2 separate regions of the Homo sapiens genome follow, and region 2 is linked to region 1. A link is an interaction called in ENCODE POLR2A ChIA-PET data of the cell type or tissue named here. Cell type or tissue: B cell. All regions are shown on one strand.

Evidence for each region. Peaks named below come from ENCODE experiments on the same cell type or tissue, not always from the same donor. Only the 100,000 strongest peaks of a DNase experiment are listed, where the experiment ranks them.
Region 2: POLR2A ChIA-PET joins it to region 1 with 11 read pairs; 4 of 35 experiments call an interaction of 5 or more read pairs at or near these places.

What each region holds. Positions count from the first base shown.
Region 1 is chr9:27,374,250-27,382,249 of GRCh38, reverse strand. All of the region lies in intron 2 of MOB3B (MOB kinase activator 3B), which reads left to right. Among named protein-coding and RNA genes, the nearest start is that of EQTN, 81 kb to the right of the region's middle. In B cell, no CTCF peak of the experiment used is centred here; DNase peaks (open chromatin) are centred at 1,234, 2,729 and 4,259; H3K4me3 peaks cover 1,169 bases; H3K27ac peaks cover 2,386 bases.
Region 2 is chr9:27,519,255-27,527,254 of GRCh38, reverse strand. All of the region lies in intron 1 of MOB3B (MOB kinase activator 3B), which reads left to right. It overlaps IFNK (interferon kappa), which reads right to left and starts at 2,965. Exons shown (of 2, transcript NM_020124.3): 1 at 2,294-2,965; 2 at 757-1,248. The coding sequence starts at 2,918. The coding sequence ends at 2,295. In B cell, no CTCF peak of the experiment used is centred here; no DNase peak of the experiment used is centred here; H3K27ac peaks cover 1,390 bases.

The DNA.
Region 1 (8,000 bases):
TCAGTACTCATCACATATTAAAGCTGTCGAGGAATTGACCTAGTACAAAGTGGTGGCAATAATAACAATAACATTTACAGTGCCCGACACTATGCCAAGCTGTCAACACATACAAATGTCATTTCATCGCTCATTTGAACTATGGAAAAGCTGACACTTAGACGAAATAATGTGCTCAAAGACACAGAGCAGACTGAGGGGATGTCAGAATTATGAACCCAAGGCTTTCTGACTCCAAGGCCCGAAGCTAGAGAATGCCCACTCGTATCAGGTTAATGTCCACCCCTCATCAATTTAATGTTACTTTTTCCAGACTTAGCTCACACTTGTAATCCTAACGCTTTGAGATGCCAAGGCTGGAGGATTGCTTGAACCCCGTAGTTTGATACCAGCCTAGGCAACATAGCGAGACGTCATCTCTACATAAAATAAAAATTTAGCTGGATGTGGTGGTGCGTTCTTATAGTTCTAGCTACTCAAGAGGCTGAGGCAGGAGGATTGCTTAAGCCCAGGAGGTTGAGGATACAATGAGCTACGATGGCGCCTCTGCACACCAGCCTGGACAACAGAGTGAGACCCTGTCTCTTAAACGAAAAAAAAGTTCTAGGGCTACCTGTAAGGAAAACATCTTTAATTCCATCACAAAATCAGGCAGTGCCACAAAGGGCCCAGCCTAGAGTGCGATGACTGGTGTTGCCGTTACACCCAGTTCTCTGCTATCCACATCTGGCTTGGTTTCCATAGGCACTTAGCAGAATTCCAGGGCCACTCAGGGTTCTCAGGGTCCCAAGAAGCACAGAAAATGTAGGCAGCTTCTCAGTCTTTTGGCAGAGACAGACTTGTAGCCCCAGGACTCCAGCCTCAGGGAAGATGTGTTAAGTCTTTAGCAGTCCTCAGATCAGCAGGGACTGGGGAGGCAACACCGAGAGGCAACAGCCATTTATTTTTGTGGGAAATAGAGTGTCAGAGCCATAGAATGTTAGGTCCAGAAGGCACCTTAGAAATTACCTAGGCCAGGATTTTTCAAACTTTAATTTTGTCAAGTGTAATTCTACCGAGAACTTAAACACCCACTATGGATAGATAAGAGGAAAACAGGATTCCTTGCTCCTTCCACCATTCAGCAGCACCTCCATGCCTGCAGTAGAGTTTGAGGCATACTGATCTCAGCTGCATGTCTTGTCAGCTCAGGAGCCTGAAACCTAGAGAGGTTAAACAAGTTCCTCCAAAGCTCACCCAGATCATGAGCCCAGTGAGAGGTAGTGAACTGATGTTCCCCAGATGATTTCTAGATCTGAAAAGGTGGAGTTGGCTCTGCCTCATCCCACCCCCAGGTTAAATTGAACTTCCTTAGGCAGTGTGGAAAGCCCCAGACATCTTCTTTGAATGGTTGATGCCATTTAGGCTGTCTCAATTCCCTTTTATAAGTTTTAACTAATCTCTTATGAGGGGTTAGGAACTATGAGGGGGTGGTGGGCAGGTGGGGGATGGATCCTGAAATAGCTTGAATAGCTTAAGAGCCCTGGACTACAGCAAGAACAAGGGTGATTTACAAGGGTGGGGGTGGGGAGGGGCCAGAAGCTGGACCACCTCCACTCCTCCCACCATTTGGCCCAGAGTCATCGTTAATGAGAGTTAGTTGAATAAGGCATTTATTCAACCTGGAAAATGCCCAGTGGCTTCAGCCCTTATAGTATGGAATTCCTATCTCTTGGCGGGGCGTGGTGGCTCACACCTGTGATCCCAGCACTTTGGGAGGCCGAGGCGGGTGGATCACGAGGTCAAGAGATCGAGACCATCCTGGCCAACATGGTGAAAACCTGTCTCTACTAAAAATACAAAAATTAGCTGGGTGTCATGGCGGGCGTCTGTAGTCCCAGCTACTCGGGAGGCTGAGGCGGAGGTTGCAGTGAGCCAAGATCATGCCACTGCACTCCAGCCTGGCGACAGAGTGAGATTCTGTCTAAAAAAAAAAAAAAAAAAAAAATCCTATCTCTTTTTCTGCACTTGGCCCCTCCCCAGAACTTTGTGATTGGTCCCAAGAGGGAAAATAAAACATATTTGGTGGAGAATGGGTATGCACTAAAGTTGCACTGCTAGTGGGGGCCCATAGACCTCGTGGTGGGTGAGGATTTAGACACAACTTGCAAGATACAGGGGTTGATCCAGCTTTTCCCAGAAAGGCGTGGGTGGGTTCTGCTGAACTGGCACATCAGGAGTTTCACTGGGGTTAATGTTTTAACCGTTGTGTCAATATACTTAATGACACTTTGTTTGAATATTCTATAACTGAATGGAAGCACTTTTAACGAACAAGTTTTGTTTTATTTTTAGGTGAGCGAATAGCAGTAAGATTTACCTAGGTACACTTTGTACTATATTGAAAAGTTTACATTTTGAAAAACCAAATATGATATATTTAGACCAAAGAAATAGTTAGACTTTATGCCTTGAGAGCTTTGCAACTCTTTCAGTGCTTATAATCTTTTCAAGATCTGAGGGTCTGTTTCACTCTCCTGGTGCTTCCTGGACTGTGTAGTTTTTATTTGGGAGATTAACCACTGGGGGCTTTTGTTCAGAACCTGCCTTGGACTGAATGGCTTTGGACCAGGTCTCACTTGGTGCCTTCTGCTCCTATGGTAAGGAGAAAAGATCTGCAGCCCTCACAGCCCGGCTCCTCCAACACTTTGGGGTGTGACCTTGGGCAGGAAACTTCATCTTCCTCTGTCGTTTCCTCATCTGTGAACAGGGGATGATGGTAGTACCTGCCTCCTGTGGTTGTGGTGAGGACTCAGTGAGGTAATGACTGGTCCTGGTTCAGAGTAAACCCTCAGTAATTATCGAATATTGTTGTCACCAGCACTGTCACCCCACAGCTAGCTGTCTCTTATGCCAAAAACTCAAGTCATAGAATTTCAGAGTTGAAGGAAACCCCAGTAATTCCTAAAGGTGCGTTAGAATCCCCAAGGGTGCTTTAAAAGTCACCTATTCCTGAGATGCACCCAAGAGCCAGTAAATCACAAGGGGGTCTGGGAATCCACTCTGCTGAGAAGCAATGCAGGAGATGGTAACATGCAACCAGAGATGAAAACCATCTTCCCTTGCCTGAATCCCCGCTCCAACAACCCTTGCAAGTGGTCTCCGGGCTTCTTCTTGAACACCTCCAGCCTGGGGAGCTCACTATCACCTGAGACAATGCATCCCATTTTGGACACCTTAGGCAATGTAAATTTGTCTTCATGCTGACCTAAAGGAAGGGGTTCCTTCTGACCCTGAGGAGGCAGAACAGAGCAGTGGAAAGAGAGCAAGCTTTGAGCTTTGAGCTCAGAAGACGTGGGCTAGAATTCCACTCTAGCACTTGTTAGCTTTGTGGCCCTGGATAAGTGGTTTGCAATTTTCTTTTCCCTTTCCTCTTCCAAATGACCTTCTTTCAAATATTTGAGCCCTATCCTTCCAGTCTTCTCCTAGCCTCCCTGTGTGATAAGACCTTCATTTCCTTTATCACTTTGGTCACATGCCCAGCTCTGCCCATGCACATGCAATACTCAAAGATGCACAGGATTCCCCAGGTGTGGTTCTGGGTCAGGGAGTCATCAGGGCTGGCAAGGGCTGGGAGAATGGACCAGAAAGCCATAGAGTGAGATACAGGGGGAAGAAGAACACAGACTGGCACACCAGATCCCCGGCCCTCACCTTCACGGTCCTTTGGCCAAGCTGCCCCCTGGTTCCAATAGTTCTGGGACTAAACCCTGGCTTTTGCCCTTGCGCCAGGAGTAGTGGTGAATGTAATCATTCTGGCCACATCATTGAGGGAACTAGATGGGATCAGGGCCAGCTTTGCCTCCTGTTCACTTTGTCCAGAGCTGACATCAGAGCCTGCTGGAGAGTAGGTGAGCAGCAATATGTGTCCCTTTTTACCCATGTCCAGATGCAGCATCCATCCTTATGACCTCATTCCCTCCCCAGCTGAGATTCATTCTCAGTCACACACAGTCTTTTCAGTCTAGAAGCAAAGACTCTTCTACTCATTGTGTAGGTCAGAAAGAGAAATGCAAAGGTTTTGAGATCTGATTTCTGACCTGAAGATCCTTATTACTAGCTATGTGTCTTCAGAAAGTTTAACCTCTCTTAGTTTCAGTTCCTTCATCTGTAAAAATTGAGACATAAGTAGCCCATACCTCATAGATTGCAGGAAGAATTAAATGATGTGGTGTATACAAACTCTTAGTCTAAGTGATTGATGTGTGTTGGCTTCTTGGGGGAAGGAGAGGTGACAGTGAATGATTTCTTACCCCACTACCTGTGAGAGCAGAGCAAGACAGGCTGGGCTTGCCCATCACCCTGCCCTTCAACCCCCTGTGGGGGACCTAGGGTTCAAATGAACGTCACTATCCACACTTCTGTAAAGTTGGCCAGTGTTACTCTGGGGCAAACCTAAATAGAATGTCAAACGGAATTTGAATTTTACAGAGGAAATGTGAAAGTCTTAGAGAACATTTCGCTAGTTTTTAAAACTTTTTATAGGTCACAGTTCAGTTGCCTTGCAGTTTCATGAACTTTGCCAGTGTTTTCAATTTAGCATAAAAAGTGTGGTCAGATTTGTATAAACCTCACCTGGGAACTTGTTTGAAGCACAAGTTCTCAGACCCCTCCCCAGACTCACTGAAACTCTGGGGGTGCAGCTCAGCAGTCTGTGTTCAGTGAGCACTCCAGGTGCTTCTCAGGGCTCCCGTTTGAGAACACTGGTCTAGGTGTTAGAAGGGTGGTCCCCTCCCTTCTCCCCTTCCTCCCACCCCTGGCAGTTTTGAGGTCCAGATGACCAAGCCCGGCTCTCTAGCCGTGTATTTTCAGCACTTCCGTAGTGTGAAGACAGCTCCTGAGAGAATGACTCATCGTCTCATCCTGGGAGATTCATGTATTTGTGTCACAGCAGGTGTAATCTAAATCCAAGCCTAGGCCTGGAAAAGAGTTAGGAAACAAACATCTGTTTTGGGTGTTCAGACTGACAGATCAGTTGTCTCCCTCCACCTCGGAGGCTTCCTTCCTGATCTCCTGACCACAGTAATAGTTCTCTGATGGCTAATGAAAATAGCAAATTTTATCAAGTTCTACCTTTTGGAAAATACCATTCATTATTTTCCCTTTAATCCTCACAACAGCCCAACAAGGTAGATGCTATTAAGATCCTTATGTCCTTCACAGTGAAACAGCCTCAGAGAGGCTAAGTCATTTGCCCAAGATCGTGTAGCTAATAAATGGGAGACGAGAGACTTGAGTTCAAGTCAGACACCAGATTCTGTAAATCTTCAGCCAGACTTCCCACTTGGTTAAGCAAGCTAGATCCTTGAGCCAGGAATATTCTAGGCCTGTGGTTCTTAAAATTTGTCATGGATCAAGATTTCTGGAGGACATCTTAAAGCACAGATTGCTGGACCCTTGTCCCCAAGTGTTAGATTCAGTGCTGCTAGGTTGAGGCCTGGGAATTTGCATTTCTAGCAAGCTCCCAGATATTGCTGGTGCTGCTGGTCCGGAGACCACACTTAAAGAATCACTTCTGTAGGCCAGTATTTCTCAACCAGGGCTGTACATTAGAATCATCTGAGGAACTTCAGATTCAATTGTTCTAGTGTGAGACACTGCCATTCTATTTTTTTATGTTCCCTGGATAATTCTAATGCACAGCCAGGGTTGAGAACCACTGCTATACTCAAAGGAAGACTACTAATTCCTTTTTATAGCTTTGGTTCTTGAGTCCTGTGTCCATTTTTTTCTAACGGCAGCATGCATACTTCTGGGAAACTCAGTGTGTGCAACGGGTACCAACACTGCAAGACAAATAGTGCTCATTCATTTCATTTCAATATTTTCTATGAAACAAACATCTATTGTGGAGTATAATGCAAAGTGTTCATGAACTCTTAATGTAAAATGTAATGTAAATGGGATTTAGTCCACTCCTAAGAATTTAGCCAAGGAAAATTGTCAGGACCAACTGTCAAAGATATGTACAAGAAGAGGCATCTAAGTATTACTTTGTCTTGATAATTGCTGAGTCTGTGTGATGGTTATATGGTGATTCATTGTTCAAAGAATATCTAATACTTATGTCAAGTACAAAAAGGAGGATACAAACTGAATATTTAGTATGACTCTAATTGTACTTTTAACAAAACTATATACATACACACACAGAAAAAAGACTGGAAGATAACACAACAAAATATTACCAGTGATTATTTCTTGATGGGATTATGGGTGATAATGATAACATTTTCTAATTTTTAAACAATATTACTTTTATGATTAGACCAAAAGAATTTGTGTAGGCAGTCACCTATTCTTGTAAATACATTCTACAATGTCTGCCTGAAATACAAAGCATGCATTTGTAGATTAGAAGTTTTTTCAGAGAATTAGAAAGCATCTTACAATTGTTAATTAAGGTCCCAATGGGTGCTAATGCCTTTGGGACCTGGAAATGTGAGAATCATCATAGGAACCTAGGGAGATTGTGCTGGGCAAAAGGGCTTTTGCTCTGCAAGGTGGTTCTTCTAATGGGGTTAGGCAGCAGGGGTTGCTAGAGGCTCCTCAGGATGCATGGGGTGAGTGTGGGGCTTTTGTCCTCTCCTCTAGCGAGTACACACTCCTCCACAGTGCTTCTGTGTGACATCACCAAAGCATCCACTATAATTAATGTATCATAGATCAAATGCACCCTAGTAAAGGGAATTTAGCAATGTCCATGTAGTGTGCAAATATGCAGGAGGTAAGAAAGTTAAGCATATGTAACTCAAGGACCACCTATGAATGTTAATAAAGAAAGAACATATGGAGAAAACTCTTGTATTGCAAAACATGAAGCCCATGTGCCTTCATCATCCCCAGAAGTCTGTCTGTTCATGCTCCCTGGGATTCCGTTCAGAAAACAAGTAAATGGTGCCTTCTGCACATTTATGTTAAACGGAGAACCAAAAAGAGTGACTACCCCACTCCAGTGCTTGCTGGGGCTGGGAGAACAAAGAAGCTGCAAGTATGAGGTACTCAAAGACAGTGTTACTAGGGTAATGATTTTCCAGTATGGCCAAAAGACATCTTCTATGCAACCAAGCCTCACCTGGCCTTACAAAACAAAAGTGGTTTGGCCAGAGCTTGAATAACAGCTGGGATGGATGGCCCAATGTAAAGGAGCAGGTGGCAGGCCAGTGGACCCCACTCTGGGGTGGCCCCATGGTGGACAGAGCCCCTGCTCCCTAAAATGGCCAACACCTGTCCCAAGGAAGGCCACCTAGCCAGAAGTGCCCACCATCTGCTGTAATCAAATTTGCAATCACAGGTAACTTTTCCTCTCAAGGGTCCAGCTGGCAATATAAATAAATGGAATGAATGGGGCTCCTCAGATGAGTACAGCATCTTCCATGTATGGGGAGCAGACATTACTGAGCTGCTGCCATGTGGGAATCTCAGTCCAGTTGTGCCAGGTCTTCTGAGTTATTCCAAGAGAAGCAAGAATTCGTCTTTGTGTTATAGTTTCCAGTTTCTAAATATTGGTAGCATTTTAAAAATATGTAGTCCAAAGAAGACAGTCCTGTGGGCTGACTTTGGCCTGCAGGCACCAGTTTCTCATCTCTGCTTGTGAATGTCAAGTTCTAGAGAGACCATTGCTTTAGTCACCTCTGTCCTCTCCCTCCTCTTCCCACTCCTGCCTCACCAAGACCAAATTCCAAAAGACCAGTTCTCCTCAAAAGTTGTGTTTCATAAGGACCTTAAAATTGGCTACTAGTCTAACAGTAATTTATTTCAGTTGAGGACTTTTTAAACTCCATGACTAACCATTGAGGGTACTTTCTGGATGATTAAGTTAATAATTTTAAAGGAATTGCCTTGGTTTTTGAGGGGTAGAGGGTATATTATTTGGGAAGTGGCTGTTTCAAAGTGAGTGGGATCTAGGTTTAAATCCAGCTTCACCACCTGTATCACTTAAGCAAGTGATGCAGCCTCTC
Region 2 (8,000 bases), 150 kb before region 1:
AGACCAAAGTTACTCAAGAAGTACCCAAAGGCATCATTAACAAAATAAAAGAGCATTTCTTGTCTTGGCCTACCCCGCTAAGGAAAACAGGGTAATTATAGTGGAAGTTAAGCTTGTACAGTTTCTTTTAGAATTAAAAATCTTCCCAAAAAAATCACTATAGGAAAAAATAGAAAATATCGAATGGTGAAAATGAATGTAAAAGGGGGAGATATCATAAACCTATTTCCTTGGAATAAATTTCGGAAGACGTGATACCTAGGTCACAGGGGCTGATGCGTTCTTTAGGATATTGAAGATTGCCATATTTCCCTGTAGAAAACATGTCCCAGTTTACTTTCCTCCCAGTAATGCACAAAGGCTCCTATACCTTACACTCCACTCACATTTTATATTGTCATTCTTTTTCTTTTCTGTCATACTGATGGGAGTATCTTGTCATCTTATTTTGCATTTAAAAATCAAGTTAGATTAAACATTTTTCACATTGTCTGTAGTATTTCTTCCTTTGTGATGATGTCAGTTTGTGCCCTTGCCTTTTTTCCAGTGGAGATGTTATCCTTTTTCTTTTGATTAGATGTGATCTTTAAAAAAGCATACTGTTCTGACTTCTACCCCTGCCACACATTCAGAAAATGTATATTAACTGAAAGCTCAGCTCGGCTTTCTCAGCCATTCTCTTTCCTCCAGGATAGCAAACACTTGGCAGGACTGCAACCATAAATGACTAAAGTAATTGACCTCATTCCAGTAAAGTTATTAGAGAGAACAGGCAAAGACTTTATTAGAGAAAGTCATGAAAAATAGCAAGTATATATTTTATGCTCAGTAGCTTGCATGTCCTAACTCCTTTACAAGCTTGTAGTACTATTTTTAATCTGGAACAACTCTGCTGATAGTTATTTTTACTAAATGGTTTGCACTAACTCATTTTATTGTCTGATCCTTCTGCTGATAGCCTGCATATACCATGATCCACAATTTGTTCTTGTTCTTTTAAACATCTCTTCTAACTTCTTGGCTGAAATTTGCCTCACTTTTATCATAAGACTTTCTTTGGCTATAACATTTGGGCCCTGCGCTTGGAATAATCTTGAATCTGAACAGTTTGGCAGCATGCTGTTAGTGGCATGAGCAGGAAATGGCTTCCAAGGGCAGAACCAGGTACATTTCAGATATATTTCACCCTTTTTTGGTGCATTTGCGTAGCCACAATCTCTGTTAATTCTTGCTTGAAGGTAGATGATTCTGAAATGGGGTAGATAGAGGTGCGAGAGGAAGAGAAAATCCATGTCAGCTAGGTGGTGAATTAATATAGATGAAGGGCCGTGCTAGAAAAGTAAATAATCTAGGTAGTCTGGCTGCAAAGTAACTTTTAAAAAGATAAAAGATATTAAAGTATTATGTATTATTGGAATAGCTAGTTAAATTAACTCACAGAATGTAGTCTTCTAACTAGGAAAATCTAATGTAAAATTGTTCCATATTATGACTCTGGACATTTTATTTCAGGCACATGAAAAACAGTAAAAGACAGATTCTGTACCATACTTTTCCACAGCATTTTCCATGCCTTTAGATGTAGGAATCAAACAATATACATCAGGAATGAAGAGTGTGCTACATTAGAATCACAGACTCTCAAAGGTTAAATGAAAGCTTAATGGTCGTCTAATTCAACCATCCATCCAATTTCACTATGGATCTTCACTCTTAAAGTAATGAAATACTATTCCACAAGCATCAATTCAAACAAACCAAGCTGAGAAGGAAATGGGCCAGAAATGTCAACCTTTTTCCCCCCGAGCAGGAGGGGGAAAATGCAAGAGTATTGACTCTAGGGAGCATGTATAAGCTCTTTTAATGTGCTGAATTTTCATAGGATAAGCAACCTTGGCAGCAAAACAGTTAAGTCATTGAAATGTTACCATTTTGCAACATTCTCTGCTCCCTATCCTCTAGCCATTGTCTTGGTGAAGTCCACAGGTGGTATATATAGCAAAGCTCTTTCAAAATGGCCACAGAAAAGAGCAAGAGAGAATAGAAGAAGACGGAGAGGGAATCTTATTCCTTTAAAAATGTCTTAAAGACTTTCTAAGGAGACTCTTGGTCACCCTGAGGATGGTTGGCATTACCTCTCCTTAGAGAGGTGAGTGTCCCTGATGTTCCGAGGCTACCAGTCCAACTGAGGACAGGCTTACAGGACAGCACAACAATCCTTAAAAAGAAGTTGGAGGAGGAGAAGGAGAAAGAGATTTCGGAGGGAAAAGGAATTTTAATTCCAAAAATATACCTTATTTCCTCCTGAATAGAGCTGTAAATTTGTAAAAGTAATACAAACATCTTCTGATTTCCACTCGGACAATCTCCCAGGCACAGTCACTGTATTTCTTTTCTTTCAGGAAATTGTCTATCCTGTGGAAATATCTCCTCAGTTCCAGGCTGCTCAGCTGGGGGACCCTGGCTTCTGAGGGTTTCATCTCATTCTCTTTCATTTCTTTCATGTCTTCATTTTCATTCTTGTCTTCCTCCAAGCATTGGTTCAGGTACTCTGCTTGCTGATCAAGTCCTATTTGGATTTGTTTGAGGTGTCTCTCTTTCCAATATTTGAAGGTGTGTTGGCTGAAGATGTTGAAGGCCTGTAGGGACATTTCATAGAAGGCCTTCTTGATGTCCCTCTTCATAGGTTGGGTGTATTGCAGAAACTCTTGGGGCAACTCAAAAGCTATGTTTTCTCGTAGACATTCTACAGGAAATGAATTGCTCATACTACTCAGATGTCTCAGATTTTGCCAGGTGACTCTTCTCAGGTGAACGTTCAGTAAGTTACAGTCCAGGGATAGGGTGCCAGCAATGAATATACCCATAAGGATCTCAAGCCACAAACACTTTTGAATCATATCAGGTTTGGTGCTCATTTTTTTTGCAAGCTAAAAAATCCAGAAGATGTGTATATGACAATGATGTTTTGAGTTTTCCTTCATGTGCCTTTATATACCTGAATATCTTCAGCAGGAGGAGTTTTCTCATTCGTCATTTCACAGTTAACCAAGGTTGCGGCCCCTTTCCTTTGCCTCTGAGGCTTTTTTTTTTTTTTTTTTTTTACTTCGGGTGACTATGCCGACTTTGGAAGTGATAACTTTTTTTTTTCCCTGAAAAATGAGCAAAGAATTACCATCGTGTTACCTTAAATGCCTGGATGATCCATCCCAGCACTAAGGAATCATCATAACAAGACTGATGCAGGGTATTTCAGAAAGCCAAAAGCTGTGAGTCCATGCACTCACTCACTCACTCACTCACCCAAATCTATTACATAAGAGGGAGTGATCCTTCATGAAAATATATTTTTTGTACCTGGTGCTATAGCCAAACATCCTGTCTCATTGAGTTAATCATAGACATTGACCAAATGACTGTGATTATTTGATTGCTAGGTCACCAGAGCACAGTATAGTTTAGGTTTTTCCAATTTTGTTAAATTAAGCTTCTATATTTGGATATTTTCTCTTTTTGATTTTTCTGGATCTCCAAAAAGATGAAGAATAGAGCTGGCACTTACTAAGTAGGAGACTAAGTTGGCTTGGTTTTCTGTTGCATTAGAAAATGTTGATAATCTCTAAATATCCTTTTCTTCAGTTAAATCCATCCTGGACTTAGCCTTCCATATGCCTCTGATACCTTTCTTAAAAGTCCTGGAGGGGGTTTTATATTTGAGAATATCTTTCTGCCTCATTAACTTCTCTCTTGTAGTATCATTTTCTTTTCTTTTCTTTTCTTTTTTTTTTTTGGTGCAGTTTAGGCAGTATTTTTAAACTTTTGCTTGATTGCTTGATTATTATATCTTCTTGCCTGGTGGTTCTGGATTCTGTAAAGGCTTTTGTTTGCTCCTGTGTTTGTTGTGCACTGAGGAGGTATGTGAGTAGGAAGTCACCCATTTAGCTAAGTGAATTCCTAGCTGGACCAATGTTACTGTGGTAATGATGGCTATCTATTGTTTATGGTTTTTACTTTGTTTGACCAAATAACCTTCCTCTGATTATGGTTAAAGCAAATGGATTCTTTTCTCCAGGAAAATAAAATGGATTGTCATTTTAAAAAGGTAGCTTATTATATCTTCTCAAGAAAAAAAAGATATACATTAATTTGCAATTAAGTCATTGTAAAATGGTAAATAGCCACAGTTCCACAAACATGGCAGACTTTGATTGAAAAGTTGGCTTAAAAAGTTCTTGTCTAAATCAGTTGACTGCACCAAAGGCTAATTGTGGGTAAGTGGGATTTCTTAAAATCCTGGCTTTTAGGAAAGGTTTCTTACGGAAAAAAATATATATATATATATTATTCTATTTGTTCCATCTACATAAATTCTTATTTCATGGGCAGATTTCTTGGGCTGACCAAATTTGGAAAACATTAAGAAAACAAGCCCTTTTATATAGCGTTATAAATTGACACAACCTTCCTAGAGAGGAAAGTGGTGATATGGATCAAAAGCCTTAAAAATGTACATAATATTTGACTCAGCGATTGATCCTCTAGGAACTGATTCCCCAGAAATAATGATGATGCCCTTAAAGACTTAGCTGTAAGGAAGTTTGTCACAGCAAAAAATGGAAAACAATTTTAATGTTCAGCAATAAATACTTAGTTAAGTAAGCCATCAGTAGAAAACATATATGTAAGCACTAAAAATTATGTGTGGGAATATATTTGGTCACTTGGATAGATACACTTTGTAGTTTAAAAAACAAGCTTATATTTGCATATAGAGGCTGATACCACTTTTGTTAAATATAGACATATGCATATATATATATATATATATATATATGAAAAAATGTCTTGATATATATGCAAAAATTTTGAGTCACTATCTCTAACTGGAAGAATAATGGGTGGTTTTTATTTTTATATTTTTATTTACCTGGATTTTTTAAGTTTTCTGTGGTGAGCAAGTATTTCTTTTTCTTTCTTTCTTTCTTTTCTTTTTTTTTTTTTTTTTTTTTTTTGTGAGACGGGGTCTTGCTCTGTCTCCAGGCTGGAGTGCAGTGGCGCGATCTCGGCTCACTGCAACCTCCGCCTCCCGGGTTCAAGCGATTCTCCTGCCTCAGCCTCACAAGTAGCTGGGATTACAGGCACGCGTCACCATGTCTCGTTAATTTTTTTGTATTTTAGTAGAGACAGGGTTTCACCATGTTGGCGACGACGGTCTCGATCTCCTGACCTCATGATCCGACCGCCTCGGCCTCCCAAAGTGCTGGGATTACAGGCGTGAGCCACTGTACCTGGCCAAGTATTTCTTATTTAATAAGAGAAGGCTGTTTTTAAAAGAAGATACATTAAAAAAGGAAAAATTATTATACATCTGAAATGGGATCAATACTATTTTATTTGTTTAAACATTTCTACTCTAGAGTATTTTGAAAGAAAATGTGGATTCTCCCTAAGGCTCAGTTCCAATCAGTTGATATGAATAACACACAGTATGTGGGAATATACTATTCTTGCAGCCATGTTTATACATGTATATATACTTATAATTACACACACACACACACACACATTCTATAAAGTGCAAAGCCTCTCTGAGGGCCATGGCTTTTTACATACCTCATATAACTTCTCTACCTAAAACTTCTTGAACTGTTCCAATTAGAACTGCTTGTTCCCCATTTTGCTTTTACGATGCCTTGGCCTCCTTAACCATGGGTTTTAAAAAACAGATAATTGTATAAGTGTTGGTCTCCCAATTTAGTGCATTCCCCTCTTCCCTGAAATTGCCCGTGGTGCTTAGTATACTTTTCACTAGTTTGAGACAGTTCAATGATACTAACCAAGCTAAAAGATTGTTCAGTTCTGCTCATAGGTGTTGGAGATGGCTGCACATTTGGCTATTGTCATTCGTCTTGAAGTTGCCTGTATTTTCAGCCATGCACAGTTTTGTCATCTTTAGCCCTCTCACCCCAAATTTCCTCCCTTTACTATAATTCCATATTATATTCTCATTTATCTAAAAATGTACTTTTGTGTTTATGACATTTCCGTCACTGGCCTAGGTCCTGAAGAAGGAGGAATAAGTTGTAGTGCATGATCTCGAGGAGGCTGTGGTTGAAGAAGCAGGCATGTTCTGAGTGTTTTAGGCAGGAGGAGTAATTCTTAGGGTTCCCCAAGAGCAAGGACTCCATTCCCCATGTTCTGTAAACGTTAATAGATGCTGATATTGACAATATTCATGACAAAGAAGGAAAGATGGTTGGCATACACATCTGTCCTTCTCCCACCATTAGGATTGCCTGTCTTAGCAGATAAAAATATAGAACACTCATGCAATATTTGGGACATACCTACTAAAAAGTCATTCATTGTTTTTCTGAAATTCAGATTTAACTGGGTGTCTTTATTTTATCTGACAACCCTATCCACCATGCAAGCTCCCACTGACCTCTCACAGCAGAGCTCAGACGTGACATCCCCTGCAGAGAGCCATTCCTCTGCTACTCTTCCTCCTCCTGCAGAGTTACATTTGATTGCATTTCTCTATGCTGGCTTTACATGTGCACATACCCGTAACAAGTGTACATGGCAAAGAGGTCACCTGTCATACTAAAACAAAATAATACTGACACACACAAACATACACACACTTGTACACTCACATATAATCACTCTGATTAGAAGCATTATTGAATGATCAGTCACTGGTCATACCTCTGTTCTGTAAAGCCAGAGGTATTGAATGTATCTCAAAAATATAATCAGAAAATTGAAAACAATGACAGTGTAAGGAAACATTTTGACTCCTAAATTCGTCTGGCATAACTGCTGAGTTTGTCATCAGTAGGCTATGCACTGACATGCTAACATGGTTTCCATGATATCTGTTCTTATTTCCCTGGCATGGCTTGAGATCGTTTATACATGTTCAGGCTTTCCTCAGAGGGAGGGCTGGTTAGCAGGGGCTGCTCTGTTGTTTATGGAATTGTGTGGTGTCTATGTGGATTATGAGATTAACTGTAATGGACAAGGCAGAATTTGGCAAAATGGAGATGAGACATTTCAGTCTAGACGATATAGCTGTGATTCAGCTGAGGGGCATTTGGCATCTACTGATAAGATTTATTGCTCTCCATGAAAAGACAAGTTTCGAATCAGGACGAGAGTAACACATTGATCATCCATATTACTCAATTCTTGAAAGTACATTGTTCCATTTGTAGGGTCATTAGGCGATTGAGCCCAGTAGAGAGCCCAGGAAAAGGAAGCCTTGTGTCCAGGCCTAGCGGTACTTCCCATGGGGCATGCAGAGGATGGTCATCACAAGGTTGTGTGCAGCTATTTTATCCTCAGACAAACGCAGTCACCTCTGGCAACTAGATGTTTCACTCATTCTCACTGCCTCAGCATTGGGGTCAGCCTCATTTGGGGCCAGCTTGTCTTCTGGTCCCTTTCTTGGCTCTTCTCTTAATGATGACCCTGATAGAGAAACTGATAATGACTATTCAGGGAATACTGTGGATATGTGCATATGGTAAAAATTCAAACACTTCAGGGCAAGCGAAAGCTTTGCTTAACAGCTCAGCCTCATGTCATGCTCCTCTCCTCCCCTGCGGCAACTACAGTTATCAGTTTGGTATGTGTCCTGTTTGATACCTTTCTCTCTACTAAGCAATAAGTTCTGTGAGGGAAGGTATAACAACTGGCTTGTTTGCTTTCTCTTAAATGCTCATAGGGAATAGGAGAGACCTGGATCATATCCATGGGTGGCAGTAGGAGGACTTGGGTGTATATTTTTAAAATTGGCAATACAGGATTATAAAAATTGTGATATGCTTTGAGGTTGAATCCTAGAAGTTTATCTGTGTGACTGTATATAGGATATCATTTGGAGATGATATTAAAAATCTATATTATCAGCCCTTTATGGATATGAGGTCCAGGATAAATGGCTCACCAGACCTCGCCTGTGAGAGAGCCAGGCTATCACAGCACCTGGCCCA